Linked DNA regions of Homo sapiens: region 2 is linked to region 1. Evidence: chromatin loops called from intact Hi-C (ENCODE). Cell type or tissue: IMR-90. All regions are shown on one strand.

The links. Hi-C counts contacts between places; a loop is a spot of excess contacts. Peaks named below come from ENCODE experiments on the same cell type or tissue, not always from the same donor. Only the 100,000 strongest peaks of a DNase experiment are listed, where the experiment ranks them.
Region 2: a loop joins it to region 1, with 1.9 times the contacts of the local background. A loop is called at or near these places in 2 of 110 quality-filtered maps.

The regions. Positions count from the first base shown.
Region 1 is chr5:113,065,810-113,070,809 of GRCh38, forward strand. MCC (MCC regulator of Wnt signaling pathway) reads right to left here. Exons shown (of 19, transcript NM_001085377.2): 13 at 2,271-2,374. Among named protein-coding and RNA genes, the nearest start is that of DCP2, 92 kb to the left of the region's middle. RefSeq lists enhancers at 3,350-4,126, 4,127-4,901. In IMR-90, a CTCF peak has its summit at 1,945; DNase peaks (open chromatin) are centred at 2,092 and 2,952; H3K27ac peaks cover 1,054 bases.
Region 2 is chr5:113,268,672-113,273,671 of GRCh38, forward strand. All of the region lies in intron 3 of MCC (MCC regulator of Wnt signaling pathway), which reads right to left. Among named protein-coding and RNA genes, the nearest start is that of TSSK1B, 160 kb to the right of the region's middle. In IMR-90, no CTCF peak of the experiment used is centred here; a DNase peak (open chromatin) is centred at 2,530.

The DNA.
Region 1 (5,000 bases):
CAGTATGATGGGCCAGCCACTCCTGTCAGCGGAATGCAAGGGCGAGGCTTAATGGGGAACTGCTAAAAATCAAGCCTGCCCTCAGTACTATGGAGAGTGGGCAGGAAATGGGGTGGACCCATTCTGCAGGCCAAAAATCCCTGGAACTCCCTCCTGTCATTTCTCTGACAAACTTCATGCCTCTCTTCTCTCCACAAATAAGACATTTTACATACATCTCACCACTGACTGCTATTTGGAATTAGGCATGACATTACTTACTGGCTCATATTATAAATGTATACATGAACTTCCCAGTATTAGGTAAATACAAAGCATTTCATTATTGATTTTGAATATTTAAAAGGCAGATTTATTTAAGCTCTTTCAGCTCCTACACCAAATAACTGCACTGAGTAGGTACATGCCTAATGAAAGGTACCTTGTGAGGCCTGAACAGGTTAAGACACTCCGCTGATAACCAACTGGAAATACGATTGACTTTTTCCTTTAATTTATCATTTTTCTTAATACGTATATTAATTTAAAAAAATCCTGACAGCAGGCCAAGATCATTTTAGGATCTGTTTCATATGAGAAATAAAGTTTTATGGTTCAGTTAAAAGACCCTGAAAAATGAGGTTTCTAATGGAAATGCTGGCAGAGTTTCTACTTCTGGGCTGGGCTGGTAATACTATTTAAAAAAAACCAGAGGGAGGATCAGAGCATCACTCTCCATACAAATGAAGGTGTGCTCCTTTGTTGGATTACTTGGATATGAAGCAGGAAATTAACACCCAGGATACCTTCCTTCCTTCACTTTTGCTTCAGATTCCTGTGCAAGTCGAAACTGAAGGAGGAAACACATGTGAGTGTTCAGTGCAAAAGTGAGCCCCCAGACAAAGGGGGAGGAGCGGGGAAGAAGGACAGGAAGGTGCATTCAGAAGGTGCCTGGATGGTGACTTTCTTTGAAGGGTGTGTCCTGGATGGACAAGTCCTAATGGAAGCTCACAGCAGAAATCCAGTCCATGACAGAGGCCTGGCTACCACACATGGGAATGCCTGGCCTGCCCACACCATCCATCTTTGGCTCTGGAGAGACCTGGTCACCTTGGCTTTCTGTTTACTTGCTATTGCCTCTCCGAAGGCTAAGGGGGTGTCCGGGGCTTAGTTCTGCATGGAGAGACGGCCACCTTTCTCCTTGGGTCTCTCTTTCCTCTTAGCACTGTTTCTACTGCAGTCCTCCCCACATCACTGCAGGCTCGGAGCCACAATCACTGGCCACGTTTTAGCAAATGCTGCCGCTTCCTAGAATGACATGCTTGTGTCCAATTAGATACTCCTTCCACCTTACTCAAAATTGAGGGACAGAAGTGAGCAGGCAGTGCAGATCTCGAGGTACAGGTCAGGCCAACAGGGCACAGGATCCCCGGGCTGGGGGAAGGACAGGCACAGGAAAGCGAGGTGGGCGAGCATTCTGTGATGCTGACAAGAGCAGGGGGTGAAACTACTTCTTCTTTGTTCGTAAGACACCTGGAGACCTGGCAGGGGAAACCCATGTTTCAAAACTACTCAAAAGCCGGGCGCAGTGGCTCACGCATGTAATCCCAGCACTTTGAGGCAGGTGGATCACCTGAGGTCAGGAGTTCAAGACCAGGCTGACCAACATGGTGAAACTGTCTCCACTAAAAATACAAAATTAGCCAGGCGTGGTGGCATGTGCCTGTAATCCCAGCTACTTGGGAGGCTGAGGCAGGAGGATGCTTGAACCTAGGAGGTGGAGGTTGCAGTGAGCCAAGATTGCACCATTGCACTCCAGCCTGGGCAACAAGAGCAAAACTCCATCTCAAAACAAACAAACAAAAAAAACAACTACTACTCAAAGAGGTAAACTTGGAGAAGCTCAGCCAATGGAACGAGATGAAGTGAAGGCCATGTGGCGGCAGCATGTGCCTTGACAACAGGCATCAGAGAGACAGCTGCAGAAACGCTGGCCCCTTTCATCGCTGATGCGGCCTCAGCTCCATCTGGCCCCACTGTCAGCCCAGGAGAATGCAGCTCCTAAGAAGTCTTGTTTGTTTTAACTTGTCTGTTATTCTGTTTCCACTCCAGTTCTTGCTGCATTCAACATAAACAATTTACCCATTCAGTCATGAGGAAAAACGAAAAACACACTTGACAACCAAATTTTGTGTTGTCGGGAGATGATTCAATGCCAGTTGCTGAGACAGGGGCAGAAGCAAAGGAGGCAGGGAGACAAGAGGAGGAAGAGGGACTCTGGAGACACTTACCAGGGGAGGACCCCACGCCCGCCGCTCGGAACTGCCCCAGGATGAGGCTCTGCTCACTCTCTGCCAGCGCCAGGAGGAGTTCGTAGGCTTCGATGCACTGCTCGCTGAAACAAAGCACATGGGGCCTCAGCCCTTGCAGAGAACAGCGGACACCTTCAATGTGGCGCCGGTTTCTGTGCAGGAGGCAGCTCAGGTGCTGTCTCGGCCTCACTCTCCACACAGGCAAGGAAACCACCCATGAATATTCCCAGGGCAGGGCCAGTGGCTTGCTCTTTCATTTGGCCTTTTTATTTTTAAACCTTTAACTTGGTTCTGGAAAAATACAAGAGAAACAATAAAGGTGGGAGAGGCAAATGTGTCGTCCCTTCAGTGACCACCTGAAAGGACCATGTGATTCCCTTGTGGTAGGCCACTCCAGGTAGTCCCGCTGAGCCGGCACCCTGGTGTCCACACCCTTGTGCTGTCCCCCATCTGCACTGTACCAGGGTTGGTCTGTGTGACAGAAGTGACAGTAGGTCATTTCCAAAATTAGCTTACTAAAAAACCCTGACTTCCATCTTGGTCACTCTCTCTCACTTCACTATCTTGGACCATCCTCCCCGGAGCAGGCCAGCTGTCGTGTCTTCAAGATTCTCAGGCAGCCCTATGGAGAGGTCCACATGGTGAGTAATGACTAAGGCCTCCAGCCAACAGCCAGGTGAGTGAGCCTTCTTAGAGCAGATCCTCCAATCCCCCACTGAGGTCTCAGATGATACAGCCCTGGCTGACAGCTTGACCAGAATCTCACAAGAGACCCTGAACCAGAACCACCTACTAAGCCACCCCCAGGTTCCTGATCCTTGAAACTGTGATGCAGTAAGTGATTAGTCATACAACAATAGGTAGCTGATATAACATCCCACAAGGAGATGATTTTGACCTAGACCTGCACTATTCAATATAGTATCTACTAGCCACAAATAGCTACTTAAATTGAAAATATTCTGAGTTAAATAAAATGAAAAAGTCCATTCCTCCATTGCAGTAGCCATACTTCATATGTTCAATAGCCATACATGGCCAGTGGTTACCATATTGGGCAGTGCATGTAGAGAACAGTTCCACCATCACAGAAAAGTTCTATTAGATTCTCATAAAACTAAGTGCTTAAAATGTCTCATGAAACATTCTTAGGCCTTCACAAAAGCTCTGACAAGAGTTTGAGTTTGGATTTCTAGGAGGAGGAAACATAGTCACTCTTCTTTGTGCCCAACATTCATTGGGCAAACAAGGTAAAATATCAAACAACAGTCCCTTTCCTGTAGCGTGAGACCCACGTGGCCCACGTCCACACAAGAGGAGGTGGAACATGTGTACAGCATCCTCAGGGTCCCAGATAATATGCCTGCAGTAGGAACATTTCCTCTTTAAGAAAGTAACTGTCTAGCTTCTTCAAGCTGAACAGGGGATATGTTGCTTCATTTAGTCAACAGACAATTTCCTTTGATTGCCTTTCTTTTTTTTCTTTGAGACGGAGTCTCGCTCTGTCGCCCAGGCTGGAGTGCAGTGGCACGATCTCAGCTCACTGCAAGCTCCGCCTCCCAGGTTCACGCCATTATCCTGCCTCAGCCTCCCGCCTCAGCCTCCTGAGTAGCTGGGACTACAGGCGTCCACCACCATGCCTGGCTAACTTTTTTTTTTGTATTTTTAGTAGCGACGGGGTTTCACTGTGTTAGCCAGGATGATCTTGATCTCCTGACCTCGTGATCCGCCCGCCTCGGCCTCCTAAAATGCTGGGATTCCAGGCGTGAGCCACCGCGCCCAGCGTCAATTGACTTTATTTTCATTGTCCTTTACTAAGAGTTAAGACAAAGGGCTGAAATGCTAGCCCTAGGTGATACCAGCTCCTCGTTTCAAAGGCAGTTCATATTCCAGAGATGTGAGGACATTTCCTTATCCATGAGGTTGTACTAATGTGGAGAAAGACCTTTCTGCTCAAAGGCAGATTGTGGGTGGACAGCAACCAGCTTCAACGGTTATCACAGATGGATTATCTGCTTGCTTTGCTGTCTGTAAACCAGAATGATTGCTCTCTAGCTTTGGTCTCATTCATTTTGCTTTGATAATTTCCTGAATAAACAAGAATGTTTCTTAAACAATACCGAACTTTTTAGAGGATGCTAAGTGTACGATACAGTCAACTACTCTGAGGCCTTGGCAAATACACTTAAGTGGTAACACTAATAAAAGAAACCTATGATGATAATAATAAGGCATAGTTTTGCAGCTTTAAACAAGCAGTAATTTAAAAACAGATAAATTTCAAAGTGATGAGGCAGAAAAAAAAAAGTGGCCCATTCAAATTACCACTTGCTCACCAATGAGTGAACTGTAGTTATTTAAATTGACTTGTTTTCATGACAAAAAATCAGCAGCATGCCTGAAGACCAGGAAAATATTCATATCCTTTGACCTACAATTCCTGCTTTGGGATTTTATCCAGAGGAAAATATTCAAAAGAATGAAGATCTTATCTGCATTAAATTATTCATCATAGAATTATTTTTAATATCAAAAGTCTAAATGTCTTTTAGAAAAGTGAATAAATTAACAATATAAAAACTTGTTGGAGGGGTTACAGCCATTCAGAATAGAGACTATTAAAAGCAACATTTTAAGACTACAACAAAATGAAGAACTAGAATGCACTAGATTTATAACAATGTAAATTACATATGAACATGAATAAAG
Region 2 (5,000 bases), 200 kb after region 1:
TACTATCTAATTTAACACCGCAGAAGCTGCTGGCAAAACAAAAATTTTTTTAGTTTGGGAGGTGGATTTCTTTAAAATCATCCCTTAGTAAATCTTTGGTTACCTGGGAACTAGTTTTAACAAGCATCTAGAATGTCCAAGCACTGAGTTTAAGGGGAAAAACACATTAGCTAAAACACACCACCTTGGAGGAGCCAACAGTTTTACTCAATGGTATCCTGACTGGTTAGTGCAGGACACACGACAGGAATATTAACGGTGACTGATGTTATCTATAAAAGCTAGGCTTTTTTTTCTTAAAGGTGAGAATGCAGTAGAGAAGCAAAAGGTATCAAAGGAACAAAAGAAGAATGGCAGCAAAAGTTAGAAACTAAGAAGGCAGCAGCACAAACAGATGGGTGGGTGAATATTTGATGGAGAAGACAGGGATGAAGGAAATAAAAGTCAGACCAGCCTTGCAACCTGGAGGGAGACAAGGCAGAATAATTCTCTGCTTACCAAACCCATGGAACACCAGCAGGCAAGTTCCCTCCCTGGCGTCAGGGCCCCGCAATCTCTCTCCAGGTGGGGACTGGGCCTTTTGACTTCAACAGACTCTACTGCAGGGAACCAGAGGCCAATGAACTCTTTTTCAATGATACCTTTTTCAATGATACCTTAACTGATAAAGAATGCTTATGTGGCTAAATTCCTGTCTCTTGAATTAAGCTACTGCAATGAGGACACATCAAAAAAACACTTCCTTCATATCTCTAGAATAATGTGGGTTTTATCTCCCCCAAGGTGACACCAAAACAAATGATTAAATTGTGGTAGCCTTCTAAATCTGATTAATGTTATTCAGACTCTCCCACAAACTGTTTGCCATTATTACACTTGCTAATTAGGAGCTGTAAGGTCTTTATCTTCCCCAACCTACAGTCACATGCTCAGGATGGAGCTTTGCTAAAAGCAGGACTCCTGGTTAATACTGTTAATGAGTTTAGCACTGCCAAAATGTCAATAGTTTTTTATTTGGTCAGAAAGGGCCTAATTTACCTAGTTCAGCTGCCCTTGGTAATGTTCATGGAAATGTCAGAGCAGCAATCAGGGGAAACAAATGGCAATAAAGATGATTACTAGAAGGGTGACAGCGAAAACCCCACTGACAGACTGCTTTTATTTTTCTCTCACCACTGCAAGATTTCATTCAGAGATAAGGCAACAGAGTACACTGAGTTCAGCACCCAACATAACTGCATATTTTTTCTAAAGTATAATTACATTTCTGCAATTTTGAAACGGACATAATACAAGAAGCTTAACTGTAAACTTTCCCAAAGAAGGAAGAGAGAATAAGAAAATGTTTCAGGGAAAGAGGTGGGAAGAGCTGAACTGTTTAACATTACTTTCTTTCATTTACAACAGGGTGTAGGATGCTAAAGAAAAGGGTACCTACAGGAGGTAGATCTAGATCTAACTCTTTTACCACTTTTGGACTAGGAAAAATGTTTATGACTTATTCGAGACAAAGATTCCTTCTTTAGCATTTTCAACTTAACCTTTCTTAGGTGGTTAGGAATGTAATAGTTCTAAGTCAGTAATGAATAATACGGCTGTTCATCTTTAGGTCATCCACGCCAGGGTGTCCAAACATGGGCTATATTCACTAAAGCGTGCAACAGAATGTGGGGGAATGCCCATGTACCTGTGCTGACTTCGGTGGCTGGACTAAGCCTTTCACTGATAGAATTCCAAAGTTTACTGGGGCACACATCAAATTCATTCAAGTTTTTAGGAAAAAAGAGAACCATACAAAATAAAGAAAAATAAAGCACTCAGCCTAGTCCCCAAGGGCTAACGTCCTTTAGAATAAAAAACCTAGGTACCCAAGATAACAATGTGTCGTCCCCTTTGCACCCACTGCATTCCCTACCTAACTCCCTGTATCCCACACAATGGGACACAGAAATGCTTCATGTTTTCTGATGTGAGGCCCATTTAACTTTTTTAGCATACTAGATGAAGCAAAGAATAAGATAACTTTTCCACTTAGAAAGTTGAGAAACAAAAATTCCAATGCCAAATTCCATGTGACCTGAGCTATATCCCTAACTTCCATGCATGTTACCTTCCAGGTAATTCATAGATCCGTGCTTTTTAAATCAAAGGGCCCACACACTACCAACACTGGTGCTAAGAAAAGCCTTTGACAGAAAGATAACTGCTTCACTTTACCTCTTAAATTGCCCTGCAAAAAATATATATATATACAAACAAAAAGCTGACATAATTCAATCTCTCCTTGGGGAAATTTAACATTTTGCTAAGACAAGGATAAAAATATTTGCTTCATTTTTCTATCAATTTACCTAGATTAAGCATTTAACCACGCCATTGATTACAGCTGTATCACTCAAAATGGGACCCTTAGTGAGCAAGTATGTTCATGTTAAGACAATAGCAGGAAATATACTTATCTAAGAGGCCTTTGTTTACATTTCTAAGCACAGAATTGCAAGGATATAATGCAGCTGACTCAGCTGCCTGTGGATTCCTATGCGCTTAAGAAATGTCTTGCTTTTCCTTGACTCAGTTTCCCATCATTAACAATGGCACAGTCATCTCTTCTACCACCTACCTAGAACACTAGATTCACAAATGGTTGGGTAAGGATTAAGCATTGTGTACACAGTGAGGATCCCTTGGCTCAAGTCTGGAACCAGAAAACAGATGAAACCCATAGACAAGAGGCCTACTTATAATGAAGAAAAAGAAGAAGGTTCCTTATGATCAGTCATCCTTACTTTAGTAAAGAATTTCCTAGTGTGAAATTTCAAAGAAAACCTGATATCAAGATCTGAAATAAAGGGAGTAACCATCCAGGATTGCCAGGACTAGCATAGTTTTTGCACTGAAATTCCTGGGCAAACAGAAATAGTTGGTGCTATGGTTTGAATGTGTTCCCCACATTGGGAATGTGTCCTGGGGAAAACTTAATCCCCAGCACAATAGTGTTAAGAGGTGGAAAGTTTTAAGAGGTAATTAGGCCATAAGGGCTCTGCCCTTACAAATGGATTAATGACATTTATCAGGGGAGTAGGTTCCTCAGAAAAGGATGAGTCTGTCCCCCATTCCCCTCTTGCCATGTGATGCTGTCCATGATGTTATGAAGCAGCAAGAAGGCCCCTGACAGATGACAGTCCCTCAATCTTGAACATCTCAACTTCTACAACAATGAGCCAAATAAATTCCTATTAATAAATTACTCAGTCTGTGGCATTCTGCTCTAGGAGCACAAAATGAACTGAGACAGTTGACCATCCTTAACAGAGACTCAAACAAGTAAGAATATTTGCATAATCAAAGATAACTGATTAACTTAAATATAGTTACTTTAAACTCAATTCTCTGCATTAAAAATTGGAGATTGTTTAGCTTTAGCTTGTTTATATATTATCTTTTTCTGGATTTTGCTTGCACCAAAAGGGAAATGGGTAAGGTTTAATTATCTGAGGTTTTGCCACTTACTGTGGGAGTCCAGGCAAGTTATTTAACTTCTCTGTCTCAAGTTCCTCATCATGTCAGGCACACAGGAAGCACTCAACTATGAGCCACAATTATTATCTCTAATATTGTAAGTCTAGTGGAATGGCCGTATTTGTTCTGCTGGTGATTTTCAAATACCACTCATCTGAATAAATACTATGAATTTTTTCTTTTAATCTCAGAGGAGCCTGCAAGTATAATCAGGTTGATAGGCTCTCCTTTAATTCTTCTCTCTTTCCCTGACAGATCTAAATAAAAAAATAAGCAATTTAATTTCCTTCTTCAATTTAAAATTGGGCTCTACTGTGCTCATTTTAGCATAACCAAGTGATAGAAAATTCTTTTAATGATAAAATATCATTATTTCTTTCTCAGTAATTTCTAATTATCAGGATACACTTGTCCATGTTAGGATATGTTTCCGCTTCCAACAGCTAACCTAGAAACAGGAATAAGCTCATCAGAATTCTAGCAACACCAGTAACAAAACATAATTAGGTTCTTGGAATTTATGAGCCCATTCTTTCAACAAAATACAGTAATTATTCTTTTAAAAATGAATATGATAATGCTTGGATTGCAAGGAAACGAATTATGGGACATTACTCTGCTATCGTATCTGGCAAGGTTCCCTTTACTTTGCTGTCCTTCAGTCATTTAAATTTTCAATGGCAAGCAAATATAACCACTGATTATCACGTGGGTAGGCAGCACAGAATCACAAAAACGTAATAATGTTGACTAAATAGCTGCTGTTTCTTGGGGCTGCCAGCAACCAGAGATTGTAGAAATGGGACAAGAAAGAGTTTAAAGAAGTTACTGTTACTTATTACTATTTCACTATTGTGAAAACATTAATGAACTAAGGAGAGAGAACTATTAGTTCAATAATACTAGAAAGAAAAATAAAAGAATATCTTAATCTGTATTTATCAGAACAGTACTGAGGGGCTGAAGGTGACAATGAACAAACTTTTGGAATAGAAAGACAAAAGCAAAGTTTCCTCCAAAGCAGAAAATTCATTCATTACCAGTTACAGAAGGAATGCCATGAGTATGTGTCCTTTCCCTTTTCTAACAAAATATTCTAAAGGGGGTCAGAGGTTTCCCACTTGCTCAGGGTTTTCTAAGAACTGCCCCCAGGGAATGTACTGTGGATCAGCAATGAGATCTTAGGAAAGTTGATATAAAGCTGGAAATCAGGGATTGTATACTTCATTCTGAGTTATGCCTACAACATTGCAGGGTCTTTCTCACTTGGGTCTTTGACTTTTTTGGTATTGGGTTAAGTATGACACAGAAATCTAATAGGACATAAAGTAGCAGACACTCCCAGCCACTGAACATACATACAAACTTGTAGGGGAAGCAAAACATGAGAAACAGGATCAGGCCACATTTTAAAGAATTTAGATGTGTGTGTGTAGAGACTAAATGCAATACAACTGTTAGGAAAGAGGGGTTAAAGTAGG